Regions from separate parts of the Homo sapiens genome. Here region 1 is linked to region 2. A link is a contact called in ENCODE Hi-C data. All regions are on one chromosome and are shown on one strand. The core of a region is the stretch at or near the end of the contact, and the rest is flanking DNA. Distances in the headings are between cores, read along the strand shown. Region 1 holds the start of ASB1 (ankyrin repeat and SOCS box containing 1). Region 2 holds the start of COPS7B (COP9 signalosome subunit 7B).

Region 1 (5,342 bases), core at 2,517-5,016, 6.6 Mb after region 2:
GCTCACTGAGCGCTGTGGCCTCCTGACACTAGTGGAGTTCTCGGTCACACCAAGGGAGGCAGCACAGCACCTGTGAGGGGGGCTGAAAGAGGGCACCCCCTTGGCAGGACTCCCAGGGCCCACACTGTCCTCTGCAGTCCCCACAGCTGGGCTTCCCGGTCCTCCCTGGGACCTCCACTGCCAGGCTAAACCACATCCAGGCAGAGGCCGACCTGGCTGGAAGAGGGAGGCTTCGAGGGCTGCAAGGAACATCACGGCCTGGGCCCTGCCCAGCCCCACCAGCCCCAAGCTGAGGGCCTGCTGGGACACTGCGTCTACCCCTGAGCCCTGCTCTGTTCCAAGCTGGGCAGAGAAGGTGGGCTCAGTTTAGGACAGGGTGGGGTGGGGTGGGAGGCTGGAGGTGGGCGTGGCTCCACTCAGCAAAGCCATGCCATAGCGTTAGCAGCCATGGCACCGATGCCCACTGTGTCCTGAGGCTCTCTCTGCCCCAGGAAGCCTGTGGCACATTCTATGGGATTTTGTGTCTTTACAAAGCCTGCAAAGTGGGTATTATCAGCCCGATTTGACAGGGAGGCAGCTGGTGCTCAGAGGAGTCACCCTGTCCTGGTGACTCAGCTGGAAGGATGTGGATCTGCCTCCCTAGCTTGGGGCAGACACCCTGACTCTCTGCAGGTGGGCTCCAAGGCCTGAGACAGGGTCTGCGGGGCAGGGGCTGGTAAAGATGTTTCCAGGGCAAAGCCTGGAGGGTCAGCGGGCTGCCCTCATCTCGTGGCCTCACCTGGTAAACCTTCAGATCCCCTGCTTCCTTCAAAGCAGGAGATCCTTCAAAGGGGAAGAGAGGGCTGGGCCTCCTGGGAGGAGACACCCCAAACACAGGCCCACAGGGCCTAGGATCAGGAGAGATTCCCATTTCTGGTCCCTGCCTGGGTGACATCTGCTGCCCAATTCCCGGAGACAGCTGTGGGGGTTAAGCGACAGCAGCACCAGCACACCCAGGCCCAGCAGGATCCTCACCAGCCTGCAGCTGTGGAGCTCATGTTTCCAGCCCCCCATATACCTGCCATGCTTCCAGAGGGGCCCCCAGTTCCCTGCAACAGGAAGGATGAGGGATGGGGGCCCCTTCTCAGACCTCCTGAACCAGAAAGTCCATTGTTGGACATTTTTGTTATAAAATGATGGTAATGAGCACTACTGTAGCTGAATCTCCCCCACATCTGATTATTTCCCTAGAATGAATGCCTGGAAGAGGCATTTCTGATCAAGGATTATTCATTCTTATGCTTTAGCTAGACTGCCAAATTTTCCACCACAAAGACTGGGCTAGGCTCCACAGAGGGGTCACTGGGGACACTTTGGGGGAGGCCTGAGCCTCCAGGAGGCAACAGGAAGCGACGGGTGATTTTAGGGGTGGGAAAACGGGAGGGAGCCACTGGGACCTGGAGGGGCAAGACAGCCCACTGCACTGGTCCTGTTGCTGCTGTGCTGGGCTGGGATGGCACTGGTAGGCACTGGTAAATCCCTGTTGCTTGTAGGTGATGGGACCCAAGTTGCTTCATCTCTAGCGGTCACTGAGTGTCCCTGTGTTGGTGGGTCTTTTGGGCTCAGAGGACCTGGAAGAAGAGGGACTCTGGAGAGGTGAGGTCAGAGGGGGAGACAGGCTGTAGGGCTGGACAGTCTGGATGTGATCCCAACTCAGCCACCTGTGGGCTATGTGGTTTTGGGCATAGCACCAGGCCCCCAGATCTCAGGGTCCTGAGAAATGGGGGTGATGGTATTGGCAGAGTGGCCAGCAATTGAGTGTCCTTCCCCCTCCAGCACTGCTGGCTCTGTGGACACTGCCCTGCACCATGTGGGCATTTAGGAGGCACGGAGGTGGGCATGTGAGGCCACCTCCCCGCTACAGACCACGTGCGGCCTCAGGTTCTTCTAAGAGGCAGGATCCCAAGGGCAACACGTGGCAGGGAAGGTGGAGGTGCAGGTGCAGGAGGGCCACTCTGCTCAGGGACTCAATACCTTGATGCAAAGGCTACCGACACGCAGAACGCTCACTGTGAGCCCACCGGGACCAGGCAGGCAGAGCAGCGGAGGCCCCCGGAGACGTGGCTCTCACCAGGCTGCACTTTAGAATCACCTGGGTGCTCTGAACCACCCAACACCCAACCCGCACCCCTGACTGACTGCACCGGAACCTCTTTTAAAAAATTCTTTAAAACAATTGTGGTAAAATATATAGAACATAAAACTTAACCTGCTTTAAATGCGCAGTTCAGTACTGTTAATGCACAATTCACATTGCTGTGTGACCCGTCTCCAAAACTTTTTCATCTTCCTCAACTGAAGCTCTGTCCCCATGAAAAACTAACTCCTCATTCCCCACTCCCCCAGCCCTTGGCAACCCCCATTCCGCTCCACCATTTCACTGCTCCAGGGACCTCAAATAATTGGAATCACACAGTACTGTATTTGTCTTTTTGTGGCTGGCTTATCTCACTCAGCATAACGTCTTCAAGGTCATCCGTGTTGTGACGTGTGTCAGGATTCCCTTCCTTTCTAAGGCTGAGTACGAATCCATTGTATGGACGGACAGCATTTCCTTTCTAAGGCTGAGTACGATTCCATTGTATGGATGGACGGCATTTCGTTTATCCATTCATCCATCCAACAACACGTGAGGCGGCTTCAGGCTTCGGAGTTGCTGAAGCTCCGAGTTCGGGATGTGCAGCTGTGGTGGAGCCAGGGGCTGGGCACACCCCTGGCTCCTGGCCTGGCAGCGTCATCATCGGAGTCACCTGTCCCTCATGCCAGTGGTGCTCTCTGCTGTCATCAAGACCAAACACCACTGTAGGAAGTACCCCCACTCCCGCCTCCAACCCCCACAGGGCCTGCCAGGTCTGCCCCCAGTGGGCCCCCTGGTGCATCTGGGCCACCCAGGGCCAGCCTCAGCAGGGGCACTCGCGGGGCTGCGCCTGCGGCTTCCCTTACTCCAGTCTGGAATGTTGTACACACGGATGAGCCAGCAGCTCACGCCCACGACTGCTGGGGTCTCCGGACTCCCTCATCAGCCTCCTGCTGTGCTGTGTACAAATCCTCCTCCTGCATGAGGCCCCGCTGTCTAACTCAGCAGGGGAGAATGGGAGGAGCCAAGGGAATCCGTGCTTTAGGACCAACACCAATACTCATGGTGGGACGACGCTGCGATATTTGAAGTTGGGAGTGTGCAAGAAATGTTACTCGGTTGTTCACGAATGCATTCATTTATTCAATGAACTTCGCGTCAGCCACTGGCTGTCATCAGTTACCGACCTGATTGAGGGCTTCATGGAAGGGATTTGGAGGAGCATTCATCTAAAACCACAGCACGCTGCGACGCTCAGCCCTGCAGTGGGCCCTCACCAGTCCCCGCGCCTCCGAATCCACCCTCCCGGGGCTGCTCGTGGCTAGCGGGGGGCACCTGCGGGGACCAAGCCAGCCCGGCCGAGGCCCGGGTCCCGCCCGCCACGGCCCTCGGGGCCCCGCCCACATCTGGCAGAAGCCACGCCCCGTCCGTGTGGGTGGGGACGGCCCGCCGGACCGAAATTCCCAGACTGCTGCCTCAGGCAACGGGCTTTCCGACTCCTTGGCTTCTTATGTGAGGAAACCACAGCGCGGCCGGCATCCAGAGAGTCGGTTAGCCGCGAAGTTCCCGCCGGACGAAGGGACCAGCCAGCGCCCTGCTAGACAGCGAGGCCGGAAGCGGAGGCGTGGCCCCTGCGCGGCCCCGGAAACCAGTGAGGCCGGCGCGCGCCCGCCGGAAGCCGCGACCCCGACGCGCCCCCCATTGCCCTCGGCGCCGGAAGTGGTCGCGGGTCGTTCTGCTTCCTGCCCGAGGGGCGTGCGCGGGTCAGGGGCGGCCGCGGAGGCGGAAGCATCCATGGCGGAGGGCGGCAGCCCAGACGGGCGGGCAGGGCCGGGCTCCGCAGGTAACGTGCGCGCGGCCACTGGGCCGCGGGGCGTGTGGGGATGGCGAAGGGCTGGCTCCGGCGTCCCTGCCGAGGTCCTGCGTCCTCGTCCCGGGCTGGCCGGGTCCACGGGGCAGCCAGGGAGCCGCACCCTGCAGGCCGGGGGTGGGGTTCAGCGCGGCTCGCAGTGCTGGGCGACCCCACCACGGACGCGCTGCCCTCTCCTCGGCCTCGAGTGCAGTCCCCGCGCTAGATTTTCTTTCCGGTGGAACTTGCTCGTAACTTCCTTCCCGTTAGCCGATACAGATTTGATATGACCCAACCGCAAAAGTAGGACGTGGGCCACCTTCCAGCTCTGAGCGCACGGATCAGGAAAGCCAGCCAGAGGGTAGCCCTAGGGAGGGCAGGCACTTTTTCACCATTCTGCCGCCCACGGCGTGTCCGGTGGTACAGCGGGGGGCAGCCTTCCCACCCACCACAGGCACAGACCAGGGACAACGGGGACGCCGTCTCCAGCGAGCTCGTCAGTGACACAACATGTCCAGGGGCCTTTGGCCCACCAGCAAGGGAGGCAGATAGAAAGGCTCACACCCACCTTCCAAAATAACTGTCCTACTTAGGGTCTCCACCTTGCAGTGTCCCTACCATGCAGATGTGAAGGAAGCGGTCAGGACAGGTTCCCGTTTCCCGGTGGTGTGGTGGGAGTTCCTTCTTGCTGGATTTCTGAGCTTGCCATTCGCGCCAATAGTTTCGTGTGTTCTGGGCTTTCTTTACATGCCTATATTTGTCTTTGGAGGGGTTCCTCTCCTACTTAGTAATAAACCAATACATTTCTTAAACATCTTAAAAGATTGACTTGGAGACTGGTGCAGATAGGCTTTTCCATCCATCCCTCCCTCTGCACCTCCTTCCAATCATTTAACAGACTTGTATTGAAGACCTGCTGTTGGCTAGACCCAGCAGAGGATACTGCAGTGACCAGAAAAAGCCAGACAAAGCATCTACCATCCTGGGCTTTGGTTGGCGTTGACTTTGACTTCAGAGACAGCCAGGACCTTAGGGTCTAGGATGTCATCTCATGTGAGAGTGAGAGACGGAATGATGCGTGTTCCGTGGGAAAAAGAGGACCAACAGCTACTTCCCAGTATAAAGAGAGTTCCTGGGGAATAAACACTGGCTTTGTCGGCTGCACAGGTCTCCTTTTTTTTTGAGACGGAGTTTCGCTCTTGTTGCCCAGGGTGGAGTGCAGTGGCGTGATCTCGGCCCACTGCAGCCTCCGCCTCGGGGGTTCAAGCGATGCTCTGGCCTCAGCCTCCCTAGTAGCTGGGATTACAGGTGCTGGCATCATGCCCGGCTAATTTTTGTATTTTAGTAGAGACGGGGCTTCACCATATTGGCATATTG
Region 2 (5,062 bases), core at 1,378-3,877:
CCTCGAACTCCTGGGATCAAGTGATCCTCCTGCCTCTGCCTCGCAAGTAGCTATAGTAAGACTATAGGTGTACTCCACTGCATCTGACAAGCAGAAATTCTTAATTTTAACACAGTGCAATAGTTCCGTGCTTTTTATTATGGTTAGTGTTTTTTGCATTGGATTTCAGAAATCTTTGCTTTTAGAGTTGGCAGGTTTTTTACAGGCTGATAGAAGAGCATTCCAAAAAAGAGCAAGCTTGAGCATAGGTGTGGTGTCTGAGAGGGAGGGTGTAAGTTGTGCCGGGCATGGGAGTTTGGACTGAGAAGGGGGAGGGGGTGGGGTGCGACAAAGCTGGAGTTAGGAGGGAGGCACACTTTGAAGGGCTTTCAGTGCAGCCACTGCCTGGGCGTGGTGGCTCACGCCTGTAATCTCAGCACTCTGGGAGCCAAGGTGGGAGGATCACTTGAGATCAGGGAAGACCAGCTTGAGCAACATAGTGAGACCCCATCTTTAAAAAAAAAAAAAGGAATAAATTTGCCGGGTGTGGTGGCACGCACCTCTAGTCCTAGCTACTTGGGAGGTGGAGGTGGTAGGATCCCTTGAGCCCAGAAGTTCAAGGCTGAGGTGAGCTATGATAGTGCCACTGCACTCCAGCCGCGGTGACAGAGTAAGACTCTGTCTCTTAAGGGAAAAAAAAACCAAAATACTAAATCCAAATTGCAGCCATGGAGTCTGGACATTGTTCTAGAGGAAGTAGAGGCATTGCTGGAATTTCTATGAAGTCACACTAAACTCACTTGTCTTCCTCTCACTCTCATATTTGTCCCTCCTCTTCCATAGCCCTGTTCACTTAACACTAGCTCTAGACAGCTCTGGCCTCCCAGCGCAGAATCCTGGGTGTTATGCTCCCTCCCTCTCCTTATATTCAACTGGTCACCAAGTCTTATAGATTCTATAGTCTAAATGTCTCCAACAGTGTCCCTTCTTTTTCATCCCCAATTGCCACTACCTTTGTTTTTGTTTGTATTTTTGAGATGCAGTCTCAGTCTGTTGCCCAGGCTGGAATGCAGTGGCGCAATTTCGGCTCACTGCAACCTCCACCTCCTGGGTTCAAGCGATTCTCATGCCTCAGCCTCCAGAGTAGCTGAGATTAGTAGTGCATCACCATGCCCAGCTAATTTTTGTATTTTTAGTAGAGACAGAGTTTTGCCATGTGGCCCAGGCCGGTCTCGAACTCCTGACCTCAGGTGATCTGCCCACCTTGGCCTCCCAAAGTGCTGGGATTACAGGCGTGAGCCACCGCGCCCGGCAACACAATCTCTTATCTAGAATAAATCGGTCACCTCACCGGAGGTTTTCCCTGCCTCCAATTCTCTCCACATCCAATCCACTCCTATAGCACCTAGCATGATCACTCTAACAAGGCAATTATTCATACCTCTCCTTAGCTTAAAAAGCCTAAGTAATTCCCCAGTACCTGGCATGTGGATTCCAAGACCTTTGATGACCTGACTCCAGCTCTGTACCCCTCATTTCTCACTCTTGAAAACCCTGGGGTCAAACCACTCTGGGTTTCTTTTTGACATCAGTATATGCTGCACAGTGCGAGCCTCTGTGACAATGGGCACTACCCCCCTTTTTTCCCCTTTTTGTCTGTTTTTTTCTTCCCCAACCTCTTCTGTGCTTCCAAAGTGTTGTCATATCTTCCCCATAGCATTTAACACATTGGAGCTTTTGAGGGTAAGAGCTTTGTTTTATCTTCATATAACTTTTCAGGACATAATAGGTGCTAAAGAAATGTTTTTGAATAAATGAATGAGTTGGTTGATGCTAGGCTCCTTTGCATTTGTCCTGTCTCATTTCTGCATTCTAACGCACGATAGGCAAATAGGGCTGTTTTTCTCTCTCATTTTCAAGACCTGAAAGACTGTGGTGTATACAGGAATCAGTTTAAGTGTTCAATTATGTGGCATTTCTTAGCCATCTTCCCAGGGGAGTTGGTAAGCACCAGATGCAACTCTATCAATGACATTTTGGTCATAGAACCATTGTTGGCTTAACCCATCTCTTGCTTATTTTAAAACATTTTCTGAATAGAGGTCAAGAACATCGTCTTCGGCCTCAGATAGCCTGGGTTTGACAAAGATAGCAAGCTTTGTCACTTTCTGACTTTTGGACTTAGTTAACTCACCTGAAAAATGGGAACAATAATACAAGCCACAGTTATGAGAATTCAACGAGATAATGCATGTACAGCACCTGGCACATGGTAAAACGCTCAATAAGTGGTAGTTAGTAGGCTTAATGTATCTCGGTGCCCAGGGGTAGCGCAGTAGCCATGGGGAGCTCCTGAGAGAGAAAGCACAGCCTAAGGGGAGGATTTGGGGCCCGGGATGGCGATGGCGACGGTTGGGCTGCAGTACCGTCTAGGCCGCATTCCTCTCCTTGGGCCCCTAGCCACCCCCTCCCCGCCTGGTTCCCGGGCTGCAGACTCTTCCCCGCCCCCTCGCTCCCACTTCCCCACCGGAGGTCGAAGGCTGTAAACGCGGCGGGTGGAACCTTGTGTGGGCGGAACGCGAGTGCAGCGGTGGGAGGCTTCCGGGGGAGCTGCACGGGCGACGGGTCGGCGGAGACAGAAAAGCGCCGGACGCCGGGGTGATCATGGACGCTTGACAACCTGCGGGCAGGCGCCGGGAGGCCGAGCCAGCGACTAAGAGGACCGAGAGGTGGCGTGGACAGGTAGGAGCTAGCGAGAGGGTGGGCCGAGCGGGGCCGGCGCTCCAGGCTCGGCCAGACGATCCGGCTTAGAGCCCGCCGCCAAGGAAGCCCGCGGCCGTGCCCGCCCCGCCCCCGCCTTGGGGAGCGCGTCCCGCGGCTCCTCACTCCACGCCTGCGGCCCTGCTTGGAGCATACCGCCCACCGTGAGGTCTGCTGCAGCTTGCGACCCTCAGCTTCAGTGCTGTGGCTGCTTTCGCTCTCCCATCCCCAAAGGCTGCTCGTTTGCCCCTCTCCAGTCCATCCAAATAGCGCCCTCCCCTGACGGGAATTTATCTCCGCTCTGTGCCTAGCCTCTGGCCCTCCCACTCCAGAAGAAAGCGACTGTCTCCGTCTCTTTACATTCTCTGCGCCCACAGGCTTTGCTCCTTAAGCCGAGATTTTTTGAAGGGACAGAAGTTTCTCTCCATTTCCCTACCCCCTCTCCACCCCCACCTCCTAACATTGGGACTCTTTGCAGAGATCCCCATCTGTCTCTTCACACGGGTCCTCTTGGAAGGGCCTTTTCGCTCCTTCCCTCTTTACCGTCACCGACCCTCCTTTCTTCCCTACTCCTTTCCTTCTTCCTCGTATCCTCTCCCCTTCTCTTTTCCCTTTCCCTTCCGTCCTCAAACTCGTTGTTCCCCAGCACTTCATTGTTTTTCCTGTGTCTGGCCGGACCTTCTTAGGTAACCCTAAGTGAGGCGACATACTTGTTTCTCTAATACTGTGAAAGGGCAACTAATCTGTGTGCCTGCCAACACAAAACTTAGTTCCTCTTGCACCAAACTATTCTTCAAATTGTTCTTTGCTGCACTCTACTATACCGTTTTTCGTTCATTTTGTCACGCTGCTCTAATATGTATCATTCTTGGAGGAGAAATCTTACCTGGAACTCCTGTACACTCAGCGTGTAATTAGATTACACAATTGAGGGACCCTCCTGTACTTAATGTCTTCGGAGCGCTGATACAATATTTTCACTGTTTTCCCAAATCTTTTTATCGTTTTCTTGAGGTTTTTTTTTTTTTACACATTCTGAAGTCACGTTTGGTTAAAATGTCGTATCAGGAGGAGGCCGAATACAGGGATTTTTCCCCATGGTCTTACACAGCATGTATGTTCTTAGTTTGAATATATCGCTACTTTTCTTTCAAAATGATGTCTCCCTTTATCTGTGCTTACTTGACTTGATTAAATGAGACATCTTTCTTGTCTGGTTTTTTGTTTTCCTTATCTGTCTGGCTGTAGATTGGATTCTGATGACACAGTGGGAGCTGTAACTGATTGCTTTTGCTTACATCCGGTGCCTCTGTGTATAGGCAGTATCCTCCATTTCTTAACCAGAATGTATAAACGAGGTGGATATAAAACAGCTGCTGAGAAACTCATGTGTTTTTCTTTAGGTCCTGGTCAGGTTTAAGGACTTAGAAGGTGTTGCCTCTGGAGGAGGGACAGGTGGAAGTGAAATGACTTTTACAAAGTGTGTTTCAAACACCAGAATTTAGGACAAGATCCTTTTAACTCCAGGTTGAACTCCACCCATCTCATAAGGTGGTCATTGCATCTGGACTCAGGAACTGTTTTTTTTTTTTTTTTTTTTGAGACAGTCTCGCTCTGTTGCCCAGGCTGGAGTGCAGTGGCACAATCTTGGCTCACTGCAACCTCCACCTCCTGGGTTCAAGCAATTCTTGTGCCACAGCCTCCCAAGTAACTGGGACTACAGGTATCTGCCACCAGCCTAGCTAATTTTTGTATTTTTAGTAGAGATGGGGTTTTGCCATGTTGCCCATACTGGTCTCGAACTCCTCACCTCAGGTGATCCACCCGCCTCAGCCTCCCAAAGTGCTGGGATTACAGGCATGAGCCACTGCACTTGTCCTGTTTTTTCTTTATCAACACTATAAAAGTAAAGTATTCTGGTGTTTGATTCAGCACTGAATAGGCACAGACTTTGCAAAGGAGAAGGAAGAATGACTGACACAATTTTCTTTTGGACAGATTTCAAGGCCAGAGAATGGCAGGGGAACAGAAACCCTCAAGTAATCTCCTGGAGCAGTTTATTTTACTAGCCAAAGGTACCAGTGGCTCAGCCCTCACTGCTCTCATAAGCCAGGTCTTAGAGGCTCCCGGAGTGTATGTCTTTGGAGAACTTCTGGAGCTGGCCAACGTGCAGGAGGTAAGAACGGTTTGCAAACAATTTCTCTTTATTCTAAGACTCTGTAATTCTCCAGGTTTCCAAAGAATTTCAGTGCTGAAGTATTGTGAACCTGTGAGGTACCCTATTGTGAGACAGATGGGAATTGGTGGGGCAGAGGGAGAGATT

What was found. Hi-C counts contacts between places; a loop is a spot of excess contacts on that map. Pooled maps may share reads with other maps.
Region 1: a loop to region 2 is called in a map of CD4-positive, alpha-beta T cell, with 21 times the contacts of the local background. The contact joins the promoter of ASB1 here to the promoter of COPS7B in region 2. A Hi-C loop is called at or near these places in 3 of 168 maps with a recorded cell type or tissue (CD4-positive, alpha-beta T cell, CD8-positive, alpha-beta T cell and naive thymus-derived CD4-positive, alpha-beta T cell) and 9 of 50 pooled maps.

Annotation. Positions count from the first base shown.
Region 1 is chr2:238,423,161-238,428,502 of GRCh38, forward strand. It overlaps ASB1 (ankyrin repeat and SOCS box containing 1), which reads left to right and starts at 3,767. Exons shown (of 5, transcript NM_001040445.3): 1 at 3,767-3,959. The coding sequence starts at 3,911. LOC124908002 (a long non-coding RNA gene) reads right to left here and starts at 3,734. Exons shown (of 2, transcript XR_007088163.1): 1 at 1-3,734. RefSeq lists enhancers at 2,348-2,883, 4,396-4,515 and silencers at 3,216-3,605, 3,626-4,145.
Region 2 is chr2:231,783,818-231,788,879 of GRCh38, forward strand. COPS7B (COP9 signalosome subunit 7B) reads left to right here and starts at 2,628. Exons shown (of 7, transcript NM_022730.4): 1 at 2,628-2,721; 2 at 4,738-4,915. The coding sequence starts at 4,754. RefSeq lists silencers at 2,266-2,345, 2,356-2,535, 2,626-2,885.